Regions from separate parts of the Homo sapiens genome. Here region 2 is linked to region 1. Evidence: chromatin contacts called from ENCODE Hi-C data. All regions are on one chromosome and are shown on one strand. The core of a region is the stretch at or near the end of the contact, and the rest is flanking DNA. Distances in the headings are between cores, read along the strand shown.

Region 1 (5,588 bases), core at 1,671-4,170:
GGAGAAAGGAACAAAACATAAATTCAGGACTTTTGGTTGAAAGCCACAGAAGTTCACTGTTTTTACCCATTTCCAACTAACTTAAGATAAAAAGAGGTGTTAGGGCAACTTAATGGCTTCTAAAAATGAAAAGACCAGGGATGGGTTGGTTTCAGGCCCAGGTAGGCCCAGGTATTCAAATGATGTCATGGTTTTCCTTTCTCTCACTTTGTTTCTTTGTTTATGGTCTTCCTCCTTTCCTACCGCACATGGCTTTCTCCTCATTGGCAAACAAAGCCAATTTACATGTCCTTTCGAGTCATAATCCCGGAGAAATAGAGTAAGAAGAAACATCTCCTCTGAGAGTGTGGCAAAAATTTCCAGAAAAGGTTCTGGTTGACCTATTTGTGTCATATGGCCATCCAGATCTATCTGATTCTAGAATGCATGCTGTTAACCACTACTTAGTACCATCTTAACACTAGCCTTAAAAAAATGTTTTTCACTCTGTCTTCTTATTTAGATTCTAAGCTCCTTAAGTACAAAGATCCATTTATTTTTTACCCCCAGCATGTAGTACCGTGCTTGGCACATGGTACTGGATACTTTAAATGTGTATCGGACTGAACTAAAATAAACATCTAAATTCTGATGAGTGTGTAAACTGAGCTAATTCAGGATCTCAAAAGTACAGTTAAATGGTATAATAAGGAAACAGTGAATGAATTAAAGGGTAGAAAAAAATCATGGATCACTTACAAATGGTTTCTAGATCCAAACAGTCTACTAGAAGTCTCCAGCTGTGCAGATAGACAAAAGGACAAGGTGCAACCAGCAGACCTTACTTGGCTTTTCAAAAAGTTTTAGATTTCCACATCAAAGGCTGTTAGAAAAAGTGTTATCCTGAAATTACTTAGAATTCTATTGTTGTTGATACCATTTTAATTTTGTTTTTTAAATTGTGGCTAGGAAATAGAAGCAAAGTCAAGTAATAAAGGTTAGTAATAAGTGTAAACAGTGGGGACTGATCTTATTTAACATTTCCATAAATTATAAAGAAGCAGTGTTTACACACCGCTTTTTAGTTTGCTAATCATAGCTCTTTCAGTTAATGCAATACAGTCATCCCCCATATACTATATACGTGGGATTGGTTCCAGGACCCACCACATATACCCCAATCCAAGCATACTCAAGTCTGCCTGTCCGTCCTGTGGAATGTGAGTATAAGAAAAGTCGGCCCTCTCAATACGGTGTTTAGAATCCCATGTACCAGGTTGCATTGATCGATCCGCACAGTTCAAACCCGTGTTGTTCAAGTGTTAACTGTATTTAGCAAATTAAGACAAAGGTAAAATGATGGAAAATAACAGTAAATGGCTTGAATTTAGATAAGGTTCACTTACGCCTTTGGGGAAGTATAAAAGTGTGGAACAAGAGGTGGACACTCAGAGGTAATCATTGGCTCCAATTAGATGGACCTATTTCTTTTATATTTTCTCACTTTTCCATGCATTTCTTGTCTATCGCCCTGAGGCTGTATGTTCAACTGAAGTGACCCTTACCAGCTAGAGGGGAATTTCAGGCAAGGGACTGCTACAATCTCTGCTACAATCTCCAAACCTTCAAGGATTGGGTAAGAGGGTGAAAAGGGTGAGATGGGTAAAGAAAATGAAGTAATACAAATTGGAAAGAGCTATCCTTTTCAAGGAAGTAAGGTGATGAAGAATGAGGGTGAGGAAAATACAAATCTGAAGGAAGTCCAGAGGAAAACAACAATGATATTGTCTCCAACTGAATATGAAAAGCATAAAATAATGGAGGGTCAAGAGATGGTTAAAAACACATCACAAAATTCCAAATTGCTCTTATCCTTTGAAGCTTAGAGGTGGTTTCAGAACAACAACAACAAAAAACTGTGTGACACAAAACTTGTTAAACAATGGGTAGAGATTGAAAATGCAAATACAATACTTTCAAATAAATTCCCAGAGTTGCTAATGTCTATCAGAGGAAAAGGAGGTGTAACGGTGCCTCCTCACTGGGTTCAGAATGCCTGGGTTCTGATCTTGGCTTGCCTACTTGTTAGTATTTCTGAGCCTGTCTCCTTGGTTGTAAAACAGCAATAAAAACACCTATCCTGACTACCACAAAGGGTGGCTTTGGCGTTCAAATGAAACCATGGATCTCTCTGGAAAACGACAGTGCCCCATAAATACAGTATTTTTGTTATTGCATCGCTGAAATTATTGCAAACCCCCAAACAAGGGGCATCTAGGGAAGAGCGACTTGGCTCTCCCACGTGGCGACTGTGTGTTTTCATCAATTTTGTCCTTTGTTTACAGGGGTATCTTGTTAAGGAAAACTTTTCAGTGTCTTAAAGATTATTTTTTAACCTACTACACAAGTAGCAAGGTGGTGCCTGTAAAAGTACCATGCAGACAAGTGCTTACGATAGACAAGTGCTCACTGCCAAGAAGCAGCCACCGGAATGCCAGGACTGTCAGCAATGACTTTCCGCGGAAGAGTTGTTCTCGAGAAAGATGCACTCATTGCATGCGACCACCCGAGGGACGCCGGCCGCCGAACGGAAACATGAATTCGTGGAAATGGCCATCTGGTGACGTAGTAGTGACACAGTTCTTATATTCTGATACATTTAATAATGTGTCACAATTCGCTGGACTAAGCAGGATGCTGCCACAAGAGGCAAACTCCCAGCGACCCGACGCCCGGCTCCCAGCCGACGAGCAAAAATAATGCGCGCGCACTCCGCTCCCATGGATCCAGCGAACGCACCGCCCCCCCACGCGGCCCGACTCGCGCGGCGACGTCGGGCCACGTGACCCTGAGCGGGACGACGGCAGGGGAGGGCGGGGGCTCCGGCCGGCTCCGCAGCGCCGCGCAGGCGCCCCAGGGCCACGCCGAACCGAGCCCCTCCTGCTCCGTCTAGGAGTCAAAATGGCGGCGAGGGGAACCTGGAGCAGTCCCGGAGCCTGAGCCACTGACAGGAGAGGAGAGGGCGGCGGCGGCGGCGGTGGGAGGAGGATGGCCGGGGGTGCTGGCGCCGGTGCGGACGGCGGTGCTGGTGGCGGCGGCGGCGGAGGCGACGGCAGCGGTCCCAGCGGCAGCAGCAGCGGCGGGAGGAGCCTCCGGGGTGAGTGTCCCTTGGTGTCTCTGAGGCTGTGGAGCCGAGGCTGTGTCCGGTGTGGCGCGGGGCGTCCGGGAGAGGAAGGGGCTGTTCTTAGGCGTGGGGGCGCCGGGGCTGGGGCCAAGCCGCCGCGGGAGGCGCTGGGGCGCCGGGCGGGGAGGGGCCAGTCGTCCGTCTGGGGCTGAGGCGCGGCGGCGCCGGACTGGCCGGTCTCTGTGCGCTCCGAGGGGCGGGCTGGAGCGCGCCGCCGTCCCTGGGGCAGGGGCGCGAGGTGTGGCGCTCGGGGCGGGGAGAGCGGCCCGAGGGAGTCGCGACGGCAGCCCGGCCGGCTTTGGGCTCCGGGCGCCGAGGGGCGGGACCCGTCGCTCCCAGGACGCTGAGAAACCGCTCCCGAGACGGGGGCGCGTGTTTACCCGGGTGCGGGGTTGCGACCGCCAGGGGTGGGCGTGAGAGTGGCCGGCGGGGTCTGGGAAGGGAGCAGGCCTGAGGACTGCTACTCCCAGGGGAAGTTAGATTGTCCGGGTAAGTTACTATTGCGGGATAAACCTGGAATTGAGCTTTGACAGGTTGGGAGGGAGACAATACCGAGTGTTTGATAAAGAAGAGGAGGCTGTGCTTGTTGGACTACTTGAATGGCAAAAAGTGTGCATATTTCAGTACCTTATTTGCACAGTGTTTGCTAGCTTTACCCCGAGGGTGAGAACTTTCTCACCGTTTTTCAAGAAACTCTGAGGAGTGTTGTTTCTCCTGTGAACTACAATTGCACGTCTTCACATACCAGCACAGATAATAAGTACTCTGGAGTAGGCCTAATTTACAGAAGCAGTCTTGGTTATCTACACCAGAGCACTGTTAACTCTGCGAAAACATCTTACTGTAATGAGAAAGTAGACATTTTTACAGAATTACTTAGCTTTTTCAACTAACAACCTTTTTGGGGGGGGGGAGACGGAGTCTCGCTCTGTCACCCAGGCTGGAGAACAGTGGTGCGATCTCGACTCACTGCAACCTCCGCCTCTCAGGTTCAAGCGATTCTCCTGTCTCAGCCTCCCAAGTAGCTGGGATTACAGGCGCCCGCTGCCACGCCCGGCTAGTTTTTGTATTTTTAATAGAGACGTGGTTTCACCATGTTGGCCAGACTGGTCTCGAGCTCCTGACCTCTGGTGATCCGCCCGCCTCGTCCTTCCGAACTACTGGGATTGCAGGCGTGAGCCACCGCGCCCGGTCTGGTCAACTAACAATCTTTTGTCCCTAATAGCATCTGTTTCCTTTAGATTGCTGAAATGAATTGCTTTCTTCCTGAAATGTGGAAGAAAGACTTGAAATTGCTTTGCAAGAATCATACGTTGTTAATAGCAACTGTTATTAGACTTGTCATGGAATTTTGGAGTCAGAAAAACTTTTAGAGATCTAAAGGTGTGAATATTGTTTTAGAGCCGGGAAACCAGACCCAGAGAGGCGAGTGACTTGTTGTGGATCCTACAGCTGGCGATGGATTAGACCAAAACTAAGATGTAGGCCTCTACACCCCATTACCCCATTTAGAGAGCTCATTGTTACTACACTGCTGAGCTGCTTACTTTTCATTGATTGCATTCTTCACCATTCACTACCTACCCCTATCCATAGGGTTTTGGTGTAATAAAGTTGAAAGCGAAAATGAGAGCCTCTGTCTCATTCTGACAGCTACTTCAAGTAACTGATGAAGATTTTTTTTTTTTCCTAACCTGAACTTAATAAAAACGGAGTGATATTTCGTTTGGAGTTTTCTTAGGCTCATGACTACATTTTCACCCAGTTTTAGCATGGCTCATTCTTGCATGAATTCAGTAAAACTCATAGGTCAATATTCTGTCCCACAAAACCTGACTACTGTATTGTTTTGTGTCCCAACACCAGCATTTAAACAAGGTTTTTCTATCAGACTCTGATTTTAGGATTTAAAGCACCTGTGTTGATTTCTAGGTTACACTACCTAGTTTCCAGGTATCATCTTGAGTCACAGCATTTTTATAGTGTGTCTCAGGTAAACCTTCGGAAGTGCAGTAATGCCAAAGTTATTCTGATTTCAGATTCTAGTCACGGAAGCTCACACATCCAAAATTACATAGGTGACTGTTGAAGGTCTGCTTTTTGTTTTGCATTAGATGAATGATGTGGAAGAAAGGAAAGAAACATAATATTAGGTTGGTGCAAAAGTAACTGCAGTTTTTGCCATTAACATATAGACTTTTCCCTCAAGTTCTTATTGGAAAGATCAGGTGTACCAACATGAGTCTCGAAGACAATCTAGTGAGTTCTACTAATGCAAAGAATGCTGTTGGTATACAGGGTAGAGAGAGATGAGTGAGACCCCAAGAGTCCAAAGAACTTGGGAAACTTCGGATTTGAGCTGGCCTATGAAAGTTTAGATTTACCGAGAGATTGTAGCAGTTACTTTGTGAGGAAAAAGCAAGAG
Region 2 (6,091 bases), core at 263-2,762, 6.1 Mb before region 1:
CTTTCATTCTAGCAACATCATTCATACAAACCTTTAGCGGGCACCTACAACTGCAAGGCATTGTGCTAGGTATCTGTAAACAGCGATTTAGATCGAGATACACAAACATCACCAAGTTTCTCTTAAAAACACAGAAGACCACCCTTAAGAAATGCTCTTAGAAATAGTTCCTAACCTCAGATGACTTAGCGAAAGCTCCGTTTAACTGGCAGTCTAAATTTAGGGAGCATTACCGAGCCTATCTTGGGCAGACAATCGTTTAGGAGCTGTCACATAACCTCTAGACTTACGCTCCAATTTTCTAAAGAACAATTTCTCTCATAACAAACCAAATCAACCACCAGGAGCGGGTCCGTAAAGACGATGTCTGGGCAAGAACGAAATCTAATCCCGGAAGTGCCTTTTCCTCATCTTAGCCGCACCCTCGTTACGTGGCTCTCCAAAACTCCAAAGTCGGAGTACCCTAGACATGGAACAACCTCCAAAAAGTTTCAGGCCTAGCCAAGGTTGGGACTAATACGCCGCGAAATAATCGGGGAGATATGAGAAGTCTGTGGCTGTGAGACTGTGCGCGGTTAACACCGCTGCCCCTTTTGCCCAACCCCTAGAAAGTTCCCCAACTCTGACTGCCCCCCAGTGCGAGGGCCGCTACCAGTTCTAGGGTGAGTCCGGCCTCCCTGCCCCGCCCCGGCGCCTCAGACCCTCTCTACACGCCCGCCCCACAACCCCGCGTCGCCCGCAAAGTTCAATGTGTACCGGAGGTTAGCGGAGGGAGGCAGAATCCGGAAAGAGAGACTCCGCCAGTGGATAGCGGCGGTTGGCCATAACCTACTCCGACCTCCAGATACGCGGGAGGTGGGCGGCGCTGCCCTCAGTCGGTGGGTCACTCACCCCTCGCTTCAGGCAAGCCCCTCAGCGACGTCTCTCCTTGCCGACTGCGGCCATCTTGTATATGGAATGTCGGGGACCTACGTCATCACGCTGCGTCCTGAGACGCCACCAAGCGACCGGAGGGGCGGAGAGAGTAGGATGCCTGTCAACCAATGGGAAGAAAGCAGAGCTCTCAAAAGAGGAACGAGCCGCCGCTCTCCTCCCCGCCCGCCCCGCGGGTCAGTGGCTGCTGCTTACAGAGGGAGGAGCCAGCCACAGGGCCCATCCCGTCGGTCCCGCCCCTCGGGGCGAAAAGGCATTCTGGAGCAACCGAACCTGCTAACGGAACTTGGGCGCGTAGGCGGGGCCCGGGTCGAGATTCGTCCAATCAAAGCTCTGGCGGGGGCGAACGCAGCCAGTTGCGACATCGTGGTTGGCGGCGGCTGAGCCGGCCGCTCTTGCCCCCGGGAGCTGCCAGCCCACTGGCTGGGGAGGACCCCGAACGGAACGCCGGCTGGGTGGCGGGGCGGGGCCGCGCCCATGCGTCCGAAGCGTGGGCCAATGAACGGCGGCGGCTGCGGCCCGGGGGCGGGGTCCGGGGCGGGAGGAGAAGCGTTGGGCCGCGGTCGCGGGGCCGTCTCAGGCTGCCGTCCCGCCCCTCCCGTCCGGCCGCCGCCGCCGCCACCGCCGCCACCGCCTGGGGGTTGGTTGAGGCGGACGGCGGGGTCCGGGCCGGAGTACGTCGTTCCCGCTGCGCTAGGGGAAGCGGGCAGGTGAGTGCTGGCGGCGGTCTCTGCGCCCGCGCGGCCCGCGGGGGAAACTCGCGCCGCGTCTCCGAGCTCTGCGAGGCCGTCCCTCGCCCTGGCCAGCGCCCCTCGGCCGAAGTCCGGCCCGCGCCCCCGCCAGGGTCCCCGCCGGCCGCTGTGGCCCCGGGGCTTGAAGGGGCAGGTGTGCGCTCGGGGGCCAGGGCGAGGAGGGCCCGGCGGGGTCGGAGGGCGCCGGTCGGCCTCTGCCCGGGCGCCCTGCGGGGCGAGAGGCGCGCGCTCGCCGCTGCCCTGTCCCCTCTGGCGCCCACGCTCCCGGGCCCCGCGCCACCCGGTCTCGAGGTGGTGCCAGGTGCAGGCAGCGCTCTCCCCGAGCTTGCCCCGCTGTCCCCGGCCCTCGCGCCTGCTCTCGGGTGGGGCCCGGGCCCCTCGCGCTAGTCGGCTCGGCTCTGCGCGCGGCCGGGTCGCGCTCCCATTTCCTTCCTTCCTCCCGTCACCCCGCTGCTCGGGGAAGGCTGTGCGGTTTTATGTTCCTCTCTGCGAGTTCTCGGTGCCCACCAGGGTGCCCGGGGACCAGCCCCCGCCTCCTCCCGCGCCGTCCAGTTAGGAAGACGGACGTAGGAAATAGGTCGTCTTTCTTCCCACGCGCCCCTGGCCGTGCTCCACACGCGCAGTGCCCTACTAGGGAGAGGCAATTCGGTGCTTTAGAGTTTGTCATTCCGGCGTTAACTCTTCCTCCTCGTGGCTCCAGCCCGGCGATGCAACTCTTGTCTTTTCCCGGTCTCCACTTGGGAAAAGGAGCTGACAGTGACGCGCGCCCCTGGCTGCGGGGCTCACCCCTGCCCGGCCGGTGTTGGGAGGAGGGCATTTCAGTGTTGCAAAGGCATTCGCGGGTTAGGACCACTCGGACCGTGTTATTTTGCTTTTCTAAATAAATAAGGTGATGTTTCAAAAGCAAAAATACTTTTAAAGTATGCTGACAAATCAATTTTGCTTTTAAGAATCCTCGAAGAGTTACCCCATCTTCGTAGCCTGATTGTGGTGCTGATGAGGCCACTATAAATGCGTTTGTCAGAACTCAGAACCGGACACTGAAAAGTGTGAATTTTATCTTATGTAAAATATACCTCTCCCTCTCCCGTTTTTCTTCTTGAAATGACCTTGCCAGTATTTCAAAACTGAACTAACCAGTAATAATCTCGGAGAAGTGTTTATTATTTTAAGCGAATACATTTAACCCAAGAATATAGCAAAATAAAGCAGTCTTCCTCTCCACTGTTAAAATTTGCCAAGACTTGCTTGAACCTTGCTGTATGTACTGTGTTTATACGGGCTACCATGCGTGAAAGTCCAGCAGTACTGGATTAGTCCCAAGGGCTGCCGTGATTGATACTTTGGTGAAATTCCAACAGTTTACCGAGGAGTTTTTCTTCGGCCTAAGAAAGTAGTTTGCAAAGCCAAGTTCTCAAACAGCTACAGAACCTCTTTATTGGGACCCCAGACAACCTTGGATTTTAGCCTTCTGCTACCCCTTTCCTGTCTGCCCTCCAAGTGATTGTAAGTTAATATCTGAAATGGAACTGTAGTCTGAAGGAGTAAAATGGTTGCTTCTCCAGTGTGCTAACATCTCAGTGCTTTTTTTTCCTGGAATTGGAGTGGTGTTGGATTTGAAGATTAGAACATCTTATGTCTGTATGTACGGTTATAGCGAAAGCTTCTCGTAAGAGCACAGTGACTGTCAGTAAGAAAGTGATGGCTGCTGCGCTGCTCTTCCGTGCCGTGGACATTTAGGCCACATTTTAAATGATAATTAAGCTTTTGCTTTAGAAGCCACTGGATAATGAGAAAAATATGGAGGTGATATTTTTCCTATTTAAAGCTTAACCACTGGACAACTGTTTTGGTTTTGAGAGTTCTGATAAACGGTCACAACAGCCTCCTTGGAACACAGTACTCTCCTGCCTGGAGGAGAATGACAGGATGACGGCGCCGGGGAAGGTATGACCATCAGCGACGGAGGCTTGCTTGGAGTGAATATTTAGTAGACAATCATTGAATTCAATGAAAACCAGGTGCATAGTTTGTGCTGTGTAGAGTTGTAGTAAAAATATGAGCAAAAATCCTACCTCCAAGTCAGGGTTACTCTGAATGCTTTGTGACTAGATGTCAGTGTAGTTTGAGGCGTACCAGTTTTCTTCAATGTTTTAATTACATAGAGTCTTTTTTCTTATCACAAATCCGAAGTAGGGTTTAGAACTGTAACTAGTAATACTGTATCTTTCTTTTGTGTAGTTGGATGAATATCCTTCTCTGAGAGGTTATTTATCTTTAGAGACTGGTTTGCCTGTTCCCTGGCTGCTGTGCCTTGTGCTTCTGTTGAGGGTGGAGAGGAAGAGTTTCAAGTGTGTTTCTTTCCCTTGGACCGAAGTCCTGGGAATGGAGTGGTGACTTTGTTCCCTCAAAGAGAACTCGGAGTCATTTATTGCTATGGCATTAAATGTTTTTAACAGAACGGTGAACTTATCTTTATTCTTATGTTACTTTGGATGTTGCTTGTGGCCAGTTATAATATTTGCTTTCTCAATTACCTACCCTTATTTTTGGGCCCTTTTTTTATCAGTGAAAAATCTTTTGATTAGCCGTGCATCTTTTCTCTCCTGCTATAGTCATAGAAGTGTTTATCTGGCTAACAGTTTGTTTTGGGTCATATTTAACCAGTCGAGAGTATTAGAATAAAGAGTCTTGCTTTTTCAGTTTTCTATAGTTTTCACTTCTGTTGCCTTTACAATGGTTTTCTGTCATTGGATTTCCTTTTATCATCTCATTTTTCTATTCATAAATTGGAGAGGTTAACTAATTTGATATGCAAATAGAATTAATTTACATAATATTTACTCTCAAGGTAAAAAATTTCTATCAAAATATTAATATATATTAATATATTTTCCTATTACAAAGAAGTTGAGACTTGGCTTTTTTTTTTTTTTTGAGATGGAGTTTCGCTCTTGTTGCCGAGGCTGGAGTGCAATGTCGTGATCTCGGCTCACCGCAACCTCTGCTTCCTGGGTTCATTCTCTTGCCTCAGCCTCTGAGCAGCTGGGATTACAGGCATGCGCCACCACGCCTGGCTAATTTTGTATTTTTAATAGAGAAAGGGTTTCTCCATGTTGGTCAGGCTGGTCTGGAACTCCCGACCTGAGATGATCCGCCCACCTCAGCCTCCCAAAGTGCTGGGATTACAGGCGTGAGCCACCGCACTGGGCTGAGACTTGGCTTTTTAAAAAGTTACTTAATAGTCTTTTGAAAAAAAAATTAGCATCTGCAAGATTAAGAAGTCTTGCTTTTTAACTCAAGCCAGAGATTAGCTGTGTTGACCCCGTTTCCACTTGGGAGTCTCCTCTAAGTTTTGGATATAAACAGACTGTAAAAACGAGATAAAAACACAGATATTGAACAGTTTCGACTGAGATAAATTTGAATGGAAGAAAACTGATTCCAAATGATTATAAAATTCAAATACCAAAGTTAAGACTTTGCAATTTTTTTTTTCTTCTATCAAGTACTTTCCAAGTAGAAGTGAACTAGTGAGTCCAAACAGTCTTGGTTGACAATGAAAGACACATCTATCTTTGAAGTTAAGATTTTGAAAGGGATCTACTGATTACTAAGCCAAAGTGAATCATTAGCCTTTTGCAAGCCTAACCTCAGTACTGGGATGGGGAAGTAGGGGAGGGCAGAGGGACAGAGCAGGAAGAAATGTTTCCACTGTTTTTTAGAAGGACAAAAAAAATTGTCTAGAGAATGTAGATAATCAAGTGTCTACACGGAACTTTTTATTTTTAGTTTTTAATTGACAAAAATATATGATACATAGAACTCTTAATAAAATATACACTTAGGTTTATTACTGTCTATGATCCTGAGTTTCACGTTCCATTTTTTAAGAATACAATTCATCAGGACATAACAGGTCTAAGAAAGTCTTCCGACTAAATGGTTTACAATGTTCAGTCTCAGAAAATAGACATGCCTTTTCAATATCAGCAGTTTTCTATTACACATATTTGAGAGGAAGTAAAGATTAGTGTTGACAAATACTTATAAAAGCTGCTTTTACCATAAAATATTTACTAGTGTCTAATAACATTTTTGATTTGTTGTTTGTAAAAATTTAGCTTCGCTGCATGTCATGGTCACCTCATGGTTCTGCGTTTTTCCCTGCAACAAAAATGTGGCATTGCAGATATGGTGGACTGGATGGAAGCTCTTTTGGAAGTTTTGCCCATGTCCCAAATTTAACCTGCAGCTCCTCCTATGTATTTGGACAAAGCCAGCAAAATAACTATACTTTTAAAAGGCCAAAAAATAAAACCTTTACATGCGTATGTTTTATCAGTGCAAGGGAATAGTATTTTGAATATTAGCGATAACAGTGAACCTTTGGAGCTCTCATAAAT

Evidence for each region. A loop is a pair of places that touch in the nucleus more often than their neighbours do. Pooled maps may share reads with other maps.
Region 2: a pooled map shows a loop between it and region 1 (15-fold over the local background). The contact joins the promoter of SETD3 here to the promoter of BTBD7 in region 1. A Hi-C loop is called at or near these places in 4 of 50 pooled maps.

What each region holds. Positions count from the first base shown.
Region 1 is chr14:93,330,368-93,335,955 of GRCh38, reverse strand. It overlaps BTBD7 (BTB domain containing 7), which reads left to right and starts at 2,920. Exons shown (of 11, transcript NM_001002860.4): 1 at 2,920-3,136. It also overlaps a transcript of UNC79 not described here.
Region 2 is chr14:99,476,280-99,482,370 of GRCh38, reverse strand. SETD3 (SET domain containing 3, actin N3(tau)-histidine methyltransferase) reads left to right here and starts at 1,512. Exons shown (of 13, transcript NM_032233.3): 1 at 1,512-1,643. It overlaps CCNK (cyclin K), which reads right to left and starts at 962. Exons shown (of 11, transcript NM_001099402.2): 1 at 892-962. RefSeq lists enhancers at 702-1,071, 1,880-2,381 and silencers at 1,262-1,721, 1,832-2,031.